2 separate regions of the Homo sapiens genome follow, and region 2 is linked to region 1. A link is a loop called in an ENCODE intact Hi-C map of the cell type or tissue named here. Cell type or tissue: CD4-positive, alpha-beta T cell. All regions are shown on one strand.

Region 1 (8,000 bases):
ATGTCAGGAGTTCGAGACCAGCCTGGTCAACATGGTGAAACCCGTCTCTACTAAAAATACAACAATTAGCCAGGCATGGTGGCACACACCTGTAGTCCCAGCTACTCGGGAGGCTGAGACAGGAGAATCGCTTGAGAACCCGGGAGGTGGACATGGCAATGAGCCAAGATCATGCCACCGCACCCCAGCTTGGGGGACAGAGCGAGACTCTGTCTCAAAAAATAAAATATAATTAAATTAAATTAAATTAAAATTAAAAAGCTGCTGCAACCACCCCCCTCTCTTCACAAAATTTCTCTGGTTCTACCCTTGATATTTCTTCTCCTGGTCTGTTTTCTCCTATGAGCCCCCACATAGATGGCTCATTCCCCTTCTCTGCCTTGCCTCTTTATATTGAATATCAACCTCAGTTTTTCTTTCCTTCTCTCATCTCTACTGGTCACCTCCCTCCCCCACTTCCTTCACTGCTCACTCTGTAGGCTGAATATACTGCAGCTGGCAGGCACTTGGCAGCATCACTCTCAACCCATCTCCCTGAGCACCAGCCCTGCTTTCCTGGGAGGAGGGAGGGGAGAATGCAAGACTGAGGATTGGACACTATGTCTTTGCAGAAGCCTGTGCACCTGGATCCCTCCACATACAGAAGTACTGTTCTAAAATGCACACTTAAAAAAATAGCTCATCCACATGATTTTTAGTTGAGAAAAAAATTGTCACTTGAATATAACATATGTTGTTAGTTTATGTACCTGTCGTACTAAAAGTATATTGGCTTGATTCTTTCCAACTTAGTTGAGTTGGGGAATTGGGGGGAATGGAAAACTCTTCTTGGGTCATGACAAGGAGAACAACTTATTTTCTGCCCCTCCTGGATTCTCTTCCACGGCTTTCCAATAAAATTTCTGACTGCCACAATCACTTCCCCTATTGCTAAGAACAAGCTTTATACCATCTTTTCTCTGCATCCTCACCAATATCTGTTATGTTTTTACTTTTTAAAGATATTCTAACTGGTGTAAGATTGTATCTCATTGTCAGAATAGAAAATCCAGACACAAAGCCACATACCTGCAGTCAGGTGATCTTTGACAAAGTCAACAGAAACATACACTGGAGAAATGACATCCTATTCAATAAATGGTGCTGGGAAAATTGGATTACCATATGCAGAAGAATGAAACCCATCCCAATGTCTCACCATATACAAAAATTAACAACTCAAGATTGATTAAAGACTTAAATGTAAGACCTGAAACTATAAAAATAACAGAAAAAAACCTAGGGGGCTGGGCATTGGCCTACGCAAAGAATTCATGACTTAAAAGTAAATGCAACAGAAATAGACAAATTGGATTTAAATAAACTAAAAAGCTTCTACACATCAAAATGAATAATCAACAGAGTGAAAAGACAGCCTGCAGAATGGGAGAAAATATGTACAAACTATGCATCTGACAAAGGACTAATATTCAGGATCTACGAGGAACTCAAACAACTCGACAACAACAAATAACCCCATTATAAAGTGGGCAAAGGCCATGAATAGATATTTTTCAAAAGAAGACATACAAATCGCCAAAAAGCATGAAAAAAATGCTCAACATCACTCAGCATTAGAGAAATGCAAATTAATTTAGTTCTATTTAACTTCACAGTATATGACGAACTAGTTAATGTTTGCAATGTAAGACATTAGTAACAAGGTTTCACTAAAATACTGTAGCAGATGCTGCTACCTGCCCAATTTCCCTGCCCTTCCTTCCTTACTAACAGAGCCTCAATTTGGATTGGGGCAAGGATTTATTCATCTAAGAAAGAAAAAAGAAGTGAAATGTCCCTGGGTCACTTACAATATCATTCTGGTCAATAAATGTTAAGTAGATGGGAGGGATTCTGGGAAAATTATTATTTTCTGGATAGAAGGTGATAGACCCAATTGGCACACATATTTTGCCCTTTGTCTTTCCCCCTTCTTTCTGCCTAGAGGCAGGGTAGCTATCTTTTGACCACCAGATGACCATATTGCAAGGATGGTGTGCCCCAGGAAGCCAGGAAGAATGGTCTATGTCTCTCCAGATTTTGTGTTATGAGAAAAATATCTCGTGTATACTACTATTTTGTGGGCTTTTGTTTCATGCAGCTGAAGGCAATAATGACTAATACAAATATTGTATTTACAACTGAGAATAAGTAATTGCAAATTTGAGGACTGTTGGGTAATCACCTTAACAAGATTCTGCACATCACTTTTCATGAGGGTTCTATCCATGTTAAAGCCATTACTTGGATCCAGGACAACAGCTTTCACCTAGAAAAAAGTAGGAACGAGTCCATTAACTAGGAAAGAATCCATTAAGCAATTTTATTTCATATTATTAGCTTAATATGTTTCCATTTTTTAAACAACTACCTCTTGATTACGTTGGGGTTGGTTTTCCAACTATTCTTCTTATTACTGAACTCATCAGTACCCTTGTTAGAGGTTGAAAAAAGGAAGCAACAAACATCAAACTTGAATATGGTGCTAGAAAAGTTATATGGGGAAATAAGTTGAAAGCAATGGCTAGGTTTTCAATTGGGAAACTATGGCATATTTTATTGTATTTTTATTGTGTATTGTTAACCAAAAGCAAGAACAGAGAAACCACAGCAATGAGTAATTTTTAACAACGGCAAACAAAAATACACGTCAAAAAATTCCCACACAGGAGAACATTATTGATGTTTCCAAAACTCATCAAGGTCTTCTAAATGTCTCTATAAATCTAGAACTCACATGCTCTATAAACTTTTTAAAAATGTTTTCACAAATTTGTCCAATTATCTCGTTATGCTTCAACTGAAAAACATTTATGAAAGCCTCACAGAATTTAAAGGGGAAAATGGACACCACATCTTAAAAAACCTCTTAATAAAACAGTAATCACAAAAATATTTCTTCTTACCATAAAAGCAATCAGAGTTTCAGAAACAATCTCTCCATGGGCTGCACATTCTTGTCCTATTTCTCGTATAATACTCCTTATAACACTTTCGGCCTGAGTTGGAGGCATTCTGGCTAAATAAAACAACAATTTTTTTTAAAAAAACCGTGGTTTTATGCAAATTTATTTTTTTCCTCTTTTGATTTCTGCAATATTGTATTTGTAAACAGTCATAATATCATCTATTAGCTTATTAGCATTTTTATTAGTATCTAGGCCTCTCCTGTTTTTCATTATTTTTAAAAATGAAGGACTTTATTGAAGACAGACAACGATTGGGATTTCAAATAATTGAAACATTTGATAAATAACATTTTCAATTATTTAAATTATGGTCACTAAACATATATTCCTATCATGATATTCTTAATTAAAAAAAAAAAAAAAGGCTAAGCAGGCTGGGCGCGATGGCTCACGCCTGTAATCCCAGCACTTTGGGAGGCCAAGGCAGGCAGATCACCTGAGGTCGGGAGTTCGAGACCAGCCTGACCAACTCAGAGAAACCCCGTCTCTACTAAAAATACAAAATTAGCCGGGAGTGGTGGCACACGCCTGTAATCCCAGCTACTTGGGAGGCTGAGGCAGGAGAATCGTTTGAACCCGGGAGGCGGAGGTTGCGGTGCCATTGCACTCCAGCCTGGGCAACAAGAGCGAAACTGTGTCTCAGGAAAAAAAAAAAAAGGCTAAGCAGTATTTGTAGGGGAGGGAGGTAAAATTAATGAGAAACCCAAGAGTACAGCTTTAAAAGGAGAAATGCTTATTCCACCACATTCATTAAATGACCCTTCAGAACTGTACTAGAATCTTGGAAAACAATTCTTGCTCAGATCATTAAAATGATCTTTTCCGCACATCTAAAATAGAGTTCAGACTCTCGATAAAAAAAAGCATTTACTATAAGGAAAAAGTGGTAGGTTTTGATCGAGTTTTCTGATTTTCCTGAATATCAGTAACTAAGCACAATGGAAGTTGGCATGTAGAGTATAACAAAGGCAATATCAGGTAGATAAAGCCAACTCCTCAGCATTATTAGCTTTCCAATGGATGAGTACGAAGCACTAGGCATTTTGTCCAGTGAAACCAGATTGCCTGGATTCCATGGTGACCCGACCACTGTCCAGCTGTGAGACCTTGGGCACTTGCTTCACTTCTTTCCAGAGGTGTGAGGACTAAATTAGTCCTGTTTTTAGTGGTTACAACAGTGCGCGGCTTAAGGGAATCGCTTAAAACAGCTTATAATCAGTACTCCAAGATCACAGGCAGCGCATGCGCAAGTGCCAGTCAGTGGGAGAGTCCGTCGCGCTCCGGATCTGTGTGCGCGCTCCGGATCTGTGTGCGCGCTCCGGATCTGTGTGCGCGCTCCGGATCTGTGTGCGCGCTCCGGATCTGTGTGCGCGCTCCGGATCTGTGTGCGCGCTCCGGATCTGTGTGCGCGCTCCGGATCTGTGTGCGCATGCGCGCCGCTGCCGGGTCGCTAGGGACGCGGCTCAGCACCTTCCCTGCACCCACCCTCCAATTACTAAGTCTCCCGAGGTCCGGCTTCTGGGGTAGCCAGTGGAGCGAAACAGAAGCGGGAGGCCTCAGGCACCCGCGCAAAGGCTAGAGGGCAGCCCTGCAGCCCTGGGGTGGCGCCTCCGGCAGGAATGGACCGCTGTTCCAGCTCTGCGGCGGCGCAGCCTAAAGGATCGAGACTGAGAGCTAAGTCTCGACGAGGCAGGACGCGGTCCTCCAGCCGCCCGAGCTCCGCCAGCCGCCCCAAGCTCGCCGCCTGGCGGGGTACGCCTCCGGGTCAAGGGCGCGGAGCCCCGAGTAGGCTGACCTGGATCGGAATCGACAGCAGGAGCCGTGTCTGTCTGCTTCTGTCCTGGGGCCCTCACCGCGACGGTCGGAGCAGTTGGGCGCTCGCAGCCACCGCCGCGTAACCATGGAGATGGAAGGCTCCGGACCAGAGGGGGCGGGGCCAGGTGGGGGTGGGGCGGGGTCCCACTTTGAGGGTCTTTCCCCCAAAAGATGGGCTGGAAAAACTTTAAAAACAAAGGAATTTCAGGCAGAGACATCTTAACCTCCGTGGTTAAGACTGTGAAACACAAGTTCTCGTAAATAAGGATATTAACTTGCTAGCGTGGGAATGATGAGGCGGCTTTGAAAGCGGGGTGGGGGAGAGGGAGGAGCCAGTTGGAGAGGCTGGGAAAACGGAAGGGCTGTATCCTGGGCAAATAGAGTTCTTGTAAAAGTATCTAGTTTTAAAAAACAAAAGTAAAAAGTATCGAGGTTTTATTTCATGTCCCGTTGTTCAAAGGAAGTCTGTAACAGAACGCTCCAAGATGCCCGAAGAGAAAACTGCTCATTCAAGAAGCACATGATAAGAACACATTAGTGTCCGAGTCAAAATAATGAGGTTTTATCCCTTAACGATAATATCGTTAGGCCCACCTTCAGACGTGAAAGTGTGAAAAAGGATTAAATACTCATTAGAAGGAGAGCATCAAACAACAAGGTTTTATTTTTAAACAGTAATTTTTCTCAAACTGCAAACAAATATGCAGAATATGCTTTGCTTAAGGACATTCCCTGATTACTAGGAAATGAATCAACACAAAAACTCAAGAATATACATCATAATATAACACAATTTTATTTCCGCCTTCTAGAAAATGTTCCCGGAATGTGGAAGAAGCTTGTGTAAAAATAGATGTTCAGAGTAACAAGATTTATAATAGCACAGCCTTAGAAATCTAAACACGTTATTTAAGTAAAATATCAGGCAGGTATTTAAAATTATGTTAACAAAAACCTTGTGTTTGTCTTATATTTGTTAAAAGCCAAATGCGAAATTTTTATATAATATGACTTAAACTATATTGACATACATATAATGCACAAAAAGTGTAGGTCAGTTTTTCAAAATCACAGCAAGCAATTAGATCTAAGGATGGAATTATAGGTAAATTACTTTTATTTCTTTATACTTTTCTGTTTTTTCTAGATTTTTCCATAATGAGTATATATTGTCTTATGATCTATAAAACAAAATTTAAAAATACAAGGGAGATGAGACTGGCTATTTGTAGAGAATGAACCCAATTTAGATATACAAATATACTGTAAGTATACAAGGTAAAGCAACCAAAGGACGGTGAGATAGCAAAATTTTAACAGTGGTTGTAACTTTGTAATGGCTTATGGCTGATTTGTCTTCTTTATACTTTAAGATAGCTACCAAAATGTCTTCCATGAGCATATATTATATATTAGAATATTAAATATCTTTTAAGATGGTAAGAATAATACCATCATATTAAGTATAGTTTTAAACTAATGGGCAAATCCTGGCACAAATACTCCCTGAAGTATGTTTGATACTGTTAATTCCTACTTAATGTCAATGTTTTCTTCTCTTTCTGTTACTAATTTAACCCTGTGTTGGGAATGACAGTGTTCTCTTTTAAAAAAAAAAATCTCTCAACCTCTTTCTCAGTGAGAGTGGCCTGTGACATGGTCTAGCCAATGAGATGTAAGTGTAATCACTGGATGAGGTGTCAGGGAAAGCACTTCCATTTTATGTCTATTGCCTTTCCTTTTCTTTCTACTTGAAATGAGAATATGCTGGCTGAAGCTCCAGCAGCCTTGCTGTGAACATAAACATGAGGGTCACATCTTAAGGATGGTGGAACAAAAATGAAAAAGGAACCTGAGTTCCTGGTAACGTCATGGAACAGCCCTATCAGCTTCTTGACTGGCTATCTCCAGACTTTGCATGAGAGAAGATAAACTCCTATTTTATTAAGCTACTATTATTTGGGTTTTTTGCTACATTCAGCCAAACTGAATCCCTGACTGCTACAATGGGTATGACTTTGGAAGTATTATTTAGCGTTTTGTGCTACATTGAATTATTCTCCCTAATCCTTCATGCCTCTTAGCATCCACACCTTTGCCATGGACTTTGGTGGAGTATACTTCCCCAATCCTTGATTTTGAATTTAGCCATGTGACTTGCTTTGGCCAATAGGTTGTGGTGAAGCAACGGTGTGCCAAATCAGATCCAAGATCTTAAAGAGACCCCATATTTCTGCTTTCTCTCTTGTGCCTGTATCATTGCCATGAGAAGTACATACAAAGCAAGCTCTTTGGTCCCAGAATCACATGCATATGGCACAGAATTGCCTGAACCGATCTTTTAGTAAGATGCAGAGATGCCCAACTAGGGCCCAGCCTAGATCAGCCAAACTCCAGTCAACCTGTAGATGTGTGATAATGAATGAGTATTGTTTTAAACCGCTGAGTTTTTGAGTGGCTTATTATACAGTATAAGTGTGGAAAGAGTTCATTTATAAACCTTTCAGTGATTTAAATTTCTCATTTATAAAACAAAACAATGGTATCTATCTCGTGGAGTTGTGAGAGTAAAATGAGATAGCCGTCATGAAGCACTTAGCACAGCATCTGACATAGATAAAAGGATTCATAAATTTTAGAAACTAGTATTTTATGACCTTTATCATGGTTATTATTGACAACATCAACTATGACAATATATTTTATACTCCCATGGTTTATTGGACTTCTAGTCTTTGTAGAACTATTTGTTCCTAGTTTTAACACGGCAGCAATGGCATTTAATTAAAAAACACGGAGGAACCAGAGTGCATCCAGAGAATAAGAAAAATTTTGTCAGAATAAGATAGAGAGAACTGGATATATTTACCTTGAGAAAAAGAAGGCATGAGAACTCTTCTCAGTTTTGTTAAAAGAGAAACCAAGTTTTATGTTGTTTCAAAACACCAGATTACAAATCTACATAAAACAGTCTTAAAATAGAATTGTGATGGAAGTCATCCTAGAAGAAGTGAAACCCATTTTATCAAATGTTTTTTATCTAAAAGCTAAAAGATTGCCTTTAAGAATATTGTAGAATTAATTTCTTCTGATTAAGTATCTTTAATATGTCACAAACTGTTCAACATTTAAAGAGAGAATTATATATTTTTCCTTTTCCTCAGGCTTTAAGAAGTT
Region 2 (8,000 bases), 420 kb before region 1:
TCACAAAGTAATAATCATAGACATACTGAATATGTACTTAGGTAAAAATTAAAATATAATTACATCAGGAAGATTCGAGAAAGAAAGGAGGGTAAAAATAAGCAGAAGTCCTCACTATATGTACTAAACTTGGTAAATGAAGAAATAATAGGATATTAATCATGTTTTTAAATATGGAGGCAAATTTCAAAATAAGCTGCTAGTGAAAACTGAAAGTAGCTCCTCTTGACAAGGACAAAGGAGTTGAGGGTGAGTAGAGAAAGCATCATTCATTCTGTTTTTATGCTATTTAGCACTATTTCATTTGTAGAATATTTGCATGCAATATTTGCATAGTACACCTTAATAAAAATTACTTTAAAAATTAGAGTAACCCATATGGAATATGTATATTAAATAGTATTTTCAATAATAGTTAATAATATAGGAAAATATTCAAAATAGGGTGTTAAGTGAAACAGGGAGAATAAAAGTGGGTAAAATTTTTATAGCAAATATAGATATTTAGATAAATTTAGCAAATTCCAAACATGCATCTCTCTTGTTAGTTTAAAATCTAACCAGTGGCAGGGCGTGGTGGCTCATGCTTGTAATCCCAGCACTTTGGGAGACCAAGGTGGGAAGATTATCTGAGGTCAGGAATTCAAGACTAGCCTGGCCAAGATAGCGAAACCCTGTCCCTACTAAAAATACAAAAAAAATTAGCAGGGCATGGTGGTGCATGCCTGTGATCCCAGCTACTTGGGAGGCTGAGACATGAGGATTTCTTGAACCCAGGAGGCAAAGGTTGCAGTGAGCTGAGATTATGCCACTGCACTCCAGCCTGAGTGGCAAAGCGAGACTCCGTCTCAAAAAAAAAAAAATTCTAACCAGGCATGGTGTCTTACACCTGTAATCCCAACACTTTGGGAGGCTGAGACAGGCAGATCACTTGAGGCCGGGAGTTCGAGACCAGGCTGGCTAACATGGCAAAATCCTCTCTCTTCTAAAAATACCAAAATTAGCCAGACATGGTGGCATGCACCTGTAGTCCTAGCTACTCGGGAAGCTTAGGCAGGAAAATCGCTTGAACCAGGAAGGCAGAGGTTGCAGCAAGCAGAGGTCTCATCATTGTACTCCATCCTAGGCAACAGAGCAAGACTCTTTCTCAAAAAACAAATAAAAAAATTAGATGGAAATACATCAAAATACCTTTTAAAAATACATCAAAAGTAAATCTCATTGTATGATAAACTAAGGGCTACTTTAATCTAATTTTTTATGTTTTTCTATTTTTTTAACCACCCACAATGAGATATGTTACTTTCTTAGGCAAGAAGTGAACTTTTTAAGAACTTTTCAGACCTTCAATTACAATGGAAATTGCCAAATTGAAGTCAGGATTCTGATGTGCCCCAGACTACAGCAACCTGAAGGATACAAATTGGGTGGCATTAGGCCGTAACCTTCCTTATGCTGATTTTCACCCTGCCTGCTATAGTAGGACTCCTCTTCTGCAGAGAAGCCCCACCCACCCAAAATTTCTGGGTGTTCTTAGAGGCTGTCTCCAATGTCCTCATGAACAATCCTCTCTGGAGTGTCTGCCAGGGACCTCTGCCACCCAGCAGAAGCCCTGGGGACCTGGAGGTGATAGTATTGACCTGCGGTCTCTGGAGCTATCAATCCTCCAAAATCTCAGCCCTACACCCATCATGGGCTACAATCTATCTAGGGGCTATAAAAGCAATTCTGCCGAGACCTTGGGGTCTTATAGATATTTAGGTGAAATATCTCTAACACACACACAAACACAGACACACACACACAAACACACACACAAACCCCACTGCAGGAATCAGGACACAGAACTGGGCCAAAGTGACAGATGCTGTGTCTTGCCTCTGCTTCTTCCCTGGGGCTTCAGGGTAGAGCCAGACATGTCAGCCTGACTCTGTCTTCCTTAAGTTTAGCTCAACTTCTTTCCTTGGGGGCTCCTTGGTGTGTCCGTGAAACAAATTTAGTTGGGCTGCCCTACAGAACTGTGGAAATGCCCAGTCATGTCTGATTTCCACAGGAGAACATAGATAGGTGCTATTATGTACCCACATTTTATAGATGAAGACACTGTGACACGGAGAAGTTGAATAAGTTGCTCAAGGTCACACAGCTAGTGAAGTAGCGGCCTGGATTCAGGACAAGTGTTCTCACCTACTATACTGCACTGACTTGGCAGCATAGAGTGGAGCCTCTAACTCTGTGCCAGGCACCGTGTGACTACAGAGAGACCACTGCCCTCAGAAATTTTACCGTCTACTGATAACAACAACCACAGCTACAGATATTTGATGGGAAATTGTAAGAATAATCTTATGCCTCCTTCAAGTCCCAACTAAATTAGCACCTCTTCCGTGTTAAGTGTCAGCCCTTCCATCCAAGTGCCATCCCAGCAATGAACCTTCCTGGAGTCCCCCAGTCAGGATTGAATCTCATCCTCTTTCATACTCCCACAACATTTTAACTGTAGAAAACATAACACTGTCCAAGTGATTAATTTTACTTTCTCTCATTGGAACATAAGCTCTGTAAAGACAGGACCTCATCTAGCTGACCCTAATGTTTGCTGCAGTACTCACCAAAGCACCTTGCAGAGAGTCAATAATATATCTTTGTTGAGTTGCATTGACATTGTGCTGAGTGCTTAGTGGGCAGGCAATGATTGTTGATTGATTATGAAGTGGTGAACAATGCCTGTAAAAGACCTCTTCACAGAAGGCCCTGTAGCATAAAGTATTAGGTTGAACTCTGTAAAATGGCCATTTTTATAAGCCAAATTGTTCAAATATTGACAATTTCACACGAGCCAATTCAACATAAGAAAAATAACCTGGCGGGGCATGGTGGCTCATGCCTGTAATCCCAGCACTTTGGGAGGCCAAGGTGGGAGGATCACCTGAGATCAGGAGTTTGAGACCAGCCTGACCAAGATGGAGAAACCCCGTCTCTACTAAAAATACAAAAAGTAGCCAGGTGTGGTGGTGGGCACTTGTAATCCCAGCTACTCAGGAGTCTGAGGCAGGAGAATCACTTGAACCTGGGAGGCAGAGGGTGCAGTGAGCCAAGATCATGCCACTGCACTCCAGCCTAGGTGACAGAACGAGACTCTGTCTCAACAAAAAAAAAAAGAAAAGAAAAGAAAAATAATCTAACCGGAATAGCCAATAAACCCTGGAAAGTGTTCCCTTGGAAGGTTTTGAAATCTCCCTTCTTGGATATCTTTTATAATCTTCCTACAGCTCTTAATATTAGGTTGGTATAAAGTAATGGCAAAATCTGCAATTACTTTTGCACCAATCCAATACTGTTTTTTTGAAATATCTAAAAAGTTCAAATTTTAAACTATAAACCTTCAAATAGCCCAAAGCCCAAATAACAGAGATGAAACTTGATTCTGACGACTTTGGTGAGCCATGAGACTCTAGGGTCATGAGAACGGGGCCAATTGCCAACAGGCCACCAGAAGAGAAAGTGGTTTACCTAGCTGAGTATCTCCCATTCTTGGCCAAAAAGGAGGCTGAGACACTCTGGGGCCTGAAAAATTGGAATTTCTATGTGCAGTAAATCCTTCTGTTCCCTGGCACCCTTTAGCAGATTGATCTGCCTGTATATTGATGTTTTGGGTGCCATCCTGACCTTTGGAAAGGATGTCAATAGTTGGGGGTTAGTCCAATAGATGAGAGTGTTCTGGAACTGGCAGCTTTCTTTTGTGTGACTGGAGCCTCTGGAACTGGAGGCAGCAAAGGTAGCTGACAATGTAATTTATCTACATTTCACCTGGAAACAGTAACATGTCTTTGAGCTCCCTGGAGACCCTAGTCTGGAAAAAGGCCCAAGATACCTGTCAGACCAAACAATGCCTATCATATTTTATTACATGGCATGAAACGTAAGACTTTATGCTCCATTAGCAGAAGGTTTCATTTTCACTCCAGGAAGGTAGTTCAACATTACAACATCTTATCTTGTTCTTTCTTGTGTTTTTAATATAAACGGCCTTAAAATTTCCCACTTCATCCCCTACACCCACTGCCCCAGGCATCTAGAAGCTATATTATCAGATTTTACAGTCTGAGATAATGTGTCATTGTGAGATTCCCAATATATACGTGGTGTGTATTTTTTAAAAAAAATAAAACTACGGCCTGATAAAAAGAAGAAGTTTGCTCTCTAGTGGCTGACTTATAAAAGGCTCTGAAAACCACACAATAGGTTATCTTAGAAAAGGAGGACGTCTAACAGCGATATCTATGTAACAAGGTCTGAGTAATCATTTTGTTTTTATTGATTTTTTAAATTTTCTTTACACTGAAAAACTACATGATAGCAACTATTTGTGGATAGCTTTTCCTATTAAAAAATTTTATATCATTAAGCTAATTTCAATTCTAAATTCTGAGAGCAGCAATTAGGTTTCTGGTGTTATATTAGCCTACCGTACCTTTAGAAAGCTCTATGGATTGGTTTAATACTGTATCATTAATGTCTATTACAGACACATTGCTAAATAATATAATATCATTAGAGCTTTTTAAGCCATTTTTAGCTCTTTGCAGAAAGATTATATAAATTCAGAGAGAAACAGTATAATTATGAATATGATCCTAATTAATATCATTTTATTATTCCTTTTTCTACAGAAACTAAATTTATAAAATTTTACTATGATATGAATTATAAAGCAAGGAAAAGATTTATCCTGGGTGCTTTTCTTTTTAGCTCCCCCTTCCCCACTCTGTTTTACTTTCCCATTTTATTCTCCCACAAATCCATTCCTTTCTCCCCAAGTCTATACTATTTTTTTCACTCTCTTCAGTATCCTTCATCAGATAGTAGAAAACTGACAACATCACTGGTCCCTGAAGTTCCAGCCTTTGTTTCAAAAAAAAAAAAAAGAAGAAGAGGTTACCTAGGAAGTTTTCTACCTCCTGCACAGTAACAAATACTTTAAGGAATTTTCAGATCCATAAATATTTTTATTCTTACTTTATCTGTGGGAAAGAAACCATATAGCATAAAAGAGGCTTGAGCTTTTCAGGAGGTCAGTACTACAGCGGAAATAATGCACTAAAGAATGCAAAGAAGAGGGTTTTATGGGCTCAGGGACGCGGACATGGGGCAGTGCAAAAGGTTATTAAGAAAGGGAGTGATGCAATCTGATTTACATTTTTGAAAATTATTCTGGATGCTGTGTGGAGGAAGTACCATAACAAGCACAACAGTAGAAACAGGGAAACTTCTTTGGAAATGACTGTAGTCTTACAGGCAATAAAATATAGTTGCATGGACAAGGGTGATAACAGTAGTATTGTAAAAAGGGAATGGGGCCAGGTGCGGCAGCTCAAGCTTGTAGTCTCAGCACTTTGGGAGGCTGAAGCAGGTGGATCACTTGAGCCCAGGAGTTCAAGACCAGCCTGGGCAACAGAGAGAAACCCCATCTCGACAAAACACAAAAAAATTATCCAGGCATGGTGGTGGGCCCCTGTAGTCCCAGATACTCAGGAGGCTGAGGCAGGAGGATTGCTCAAGCCCAGGAGGTGGAGGTTGCAGGGAGCCAAGATCTCGCCACTGCACTCCAGCCTGGGTGATGGGAGTGAAACTCTGTCTCAAAAATAAATAAATAAAGGAATGAATTTCCAATTTATTTTAGAAGTATAAATGGTAACAGATTAGAGGTGGGCATGGAGTGTGACTTTTGACTGAGCTACTAAGTGGATGCAATACCACTTACCGGAATTAGAAAGGCTGTGAGGAAGGCATGTTGGGAGGGGGTGGCAGTGAGAATAATTTCTGTTTGTGTTGCTCATGGCTCAGTTTGCTATGTCTATTCAGGAGAAGATGTCAGGAGACATCTGCACAAACAAGATCTCTTCTTGTTAGAAATCTGGAGATTAGGGGAGAGGTTAGGGCTATTGATTTATACTTAGAAGTCTTCAAGGCCAGGTGCAGTGAATCAGGCCTGTAATCTCAGCACTTTGGGAGGCCAAAGTGGGAAGATCACCTGAGCCCTGGAGTTTGAGGCTGCAGTGAGCTGTGATAGCGTCACTGCACTCTAGCCTGGGTGACAGAGAGAGACCCTGTCTCAAAAGAAGAGGAAGAGGAGGAGGAGGAAGAAGGAGGAGGAGGAGGAGGAGGGAGGAGGAGGAAGAAGGAGGAGGAGGAGGAGGGAGGAGGAGGAAGAAGGAGGAGGAGGAGGAAGAAGGAGGAGGAGGAAGAGGAGGAGAAGGGAGAGGAGGAGGAAGAGGAGGAGAAGGGAGAGGAGGAGAAGGGAGAGGAGGAGAAGGGAGAGGAGAAGGAGGAAGGAGGAGGAGGAGAAGGGGAAGGAGAAGGAGGAAGAAGGAGGAGGAGGAAGAGGAGGAGAAGGGGGAGGAGAAGGAGGAGAAGGAGGAGGAGAAGGAGGAACAGGAGGGGGAGAAGGTGGAGGAGGAGGAAGAAGAAGAAGAGGAGGAGGAGGAAGGAGAAGACAAAAAAACAAGAAGGAGAAGAAGGAGGAGGAGGAGGAAGAGGAGAAGAAAAGGAGGAGGAGGAAGAGGAGGAGGAAGAGGAGGAAGTCTTCAAGATATAAGTGATATTTAAAGATGAGATCCTCAAGGAGAGAATTTGGATAAAGAAGAGAAGAGGCCTGGGTCTGACCCTAGGGCACAGGCAATTGAAACAGAGAAGGGAGGAAGGGTGAGTCAGGAAGCATAAGTGGCCAGCAACAGAAAGGAGAGCAGAAGACAAGTGAGGCAACCCTGGAGAGAGGTCGGCAAGAGGAGGACACAGAAGACATCAAAGCTGGCAATGCAGAGGTCACAGGTAACCTTGACAATAGCCCCTTCAATGGAGTGATGGGGACAGAAGCCCATCTTATTCTGGCACTAACCCAGCATATGGGCCAACAGAATTCTTTCTCGGTGCAAATACGCAAGACAGAAAAGAACTAGTAATTGACGCAAAGTATCTGGGAGACTTTTCTTTTGATAGATAGTTAAATCGACTCAACTTTTTATACGAAATCATCCTCTTTGAACCCTTTTAAAGTCAAATTAGGCAGGGAAAGGGATTCTTGGATGTCAGAAATCGAGTTATATACCATTGCACAAAGTAAATCATCTTCCCCACAGAATAGATAATGAAGTAAAAGGAAACTGAGGGCCGGGCGCGGTGGCTCACGCCTGTAATTCCAGCACTTTGGGAGGCCGAGGCGGGCGGATCACGAGGTCAGGAGATCGAGACCATCATGGCTAACACGGTGAAACCCCATCTCTACTAAAAATACAAAAAAAAATTAGCCGGGCGTGATGGCAGGCTCCTGTAGTCCCAGCTACTCGGGAGGCTGAGGCAGGAGAATGGCGTGAACCCGGGAGGCGGAGCTTGCAGTGAGCCAAGATAGCGCCACTGCAGTGCGGCCTGGGTGAAAGAGCAAGACTCCGTCTCAAAAAAAAAAAAAAAAAAAAAGGAAACTGAGATACAGGATAAAATAAGTAGAGAAGGGGAAATTCGACCTAGCAAATGTAAAAAGACACAAGGAAGAGAGAAGGAGAGGGGAAAAAAAAGAGGAAAAAAGAAGATATAAATATGAAAGGAAAGAAGTAGAGGTGGAGTTTTTATCCTTTAGGCATACCTCAAAATGAAATTTGAACCATCTGTCAATCTCAGAGGAAACAGTACCAGACAGAATAAATATGGAAAACATTTCTACTTCAGACCATAGGCCAAGGACTGGGGAACAAGGGAAGGGAGGAGCACATTAAAGGTGAGGCAGGCAGTTAGTGAGGAAACAGGGCATGATTACTTGCTTTTTCGCACTCCTGTAATGGGTCTTTGTTCAATTCACATTGCAGTTTATGCAATGTAATGCCCAGTAATTATATGATGTTGAAGACTACTGGGCTTCACTGTCAATGCTTGTTTGTGCCAACTCCACGGACCTTAGAGGCTCTTGAAGATACCACCAGTAAACGATGGTCAAGCAGGGGTGATGC

Evidence for each region. A loop is a pair of places that touch in the nucleus more often than their neighbours do. Peaks named below come from ENCODE experiments on the same cell type or tissue, not always from the same donor. Only the 100,000 strongest peaks of a DNase experiment are listed, where the experiment ranks them.
Region 2: a loop joins it to region 1, with 2.5 times the contacts of the local background. A loop is called at or near these places in 6 of 110 quality-filtered maps.

The regions. Positions count from the first base shown.
Region 1 is chr6:87,404,893-87,412,892 of GRCh38, reverse strand. It overlaps CFAP206 (cilia and flagella associated protein 206), which reads right to left and starts at 4,921. Exons shown (of 13, transcript NM_001031743.3): 1 at 4,804-4,921; 2 at 2,946-3,058; 3 at 2,225-2,308. The coding sequence starts at 3,053. In CD4-positive, alpha-beta T cell, no CTCF peak of the experiment used is centred here; DNase peaks (open chromatin) are centred at 4,242, 4,462 and 4,762; H3K4me3 peaks cover 1,774 bases; H3K27ac peaks cover 725 bases.
Region 2 is chr6:87,828,340-87,836,339 of GRCh38, reverse strand. All of the region lies in intron 2 of LOC101928911 (a long non-coding RNA gene), which reads right to left. Among named protein-coding and RNA genes, the nearest start is that of AKIRIN2, 130 kb to the right of the region's middle. In CD4-positive, alpha-beta T cell, CTCF peaks have their summits at 3,999 and 4,199; a DNase peak (open chromatin) is centred at 4,199; H3K4me3 peaks cover 779 bases; H3K27ac peaks cover 515 bases.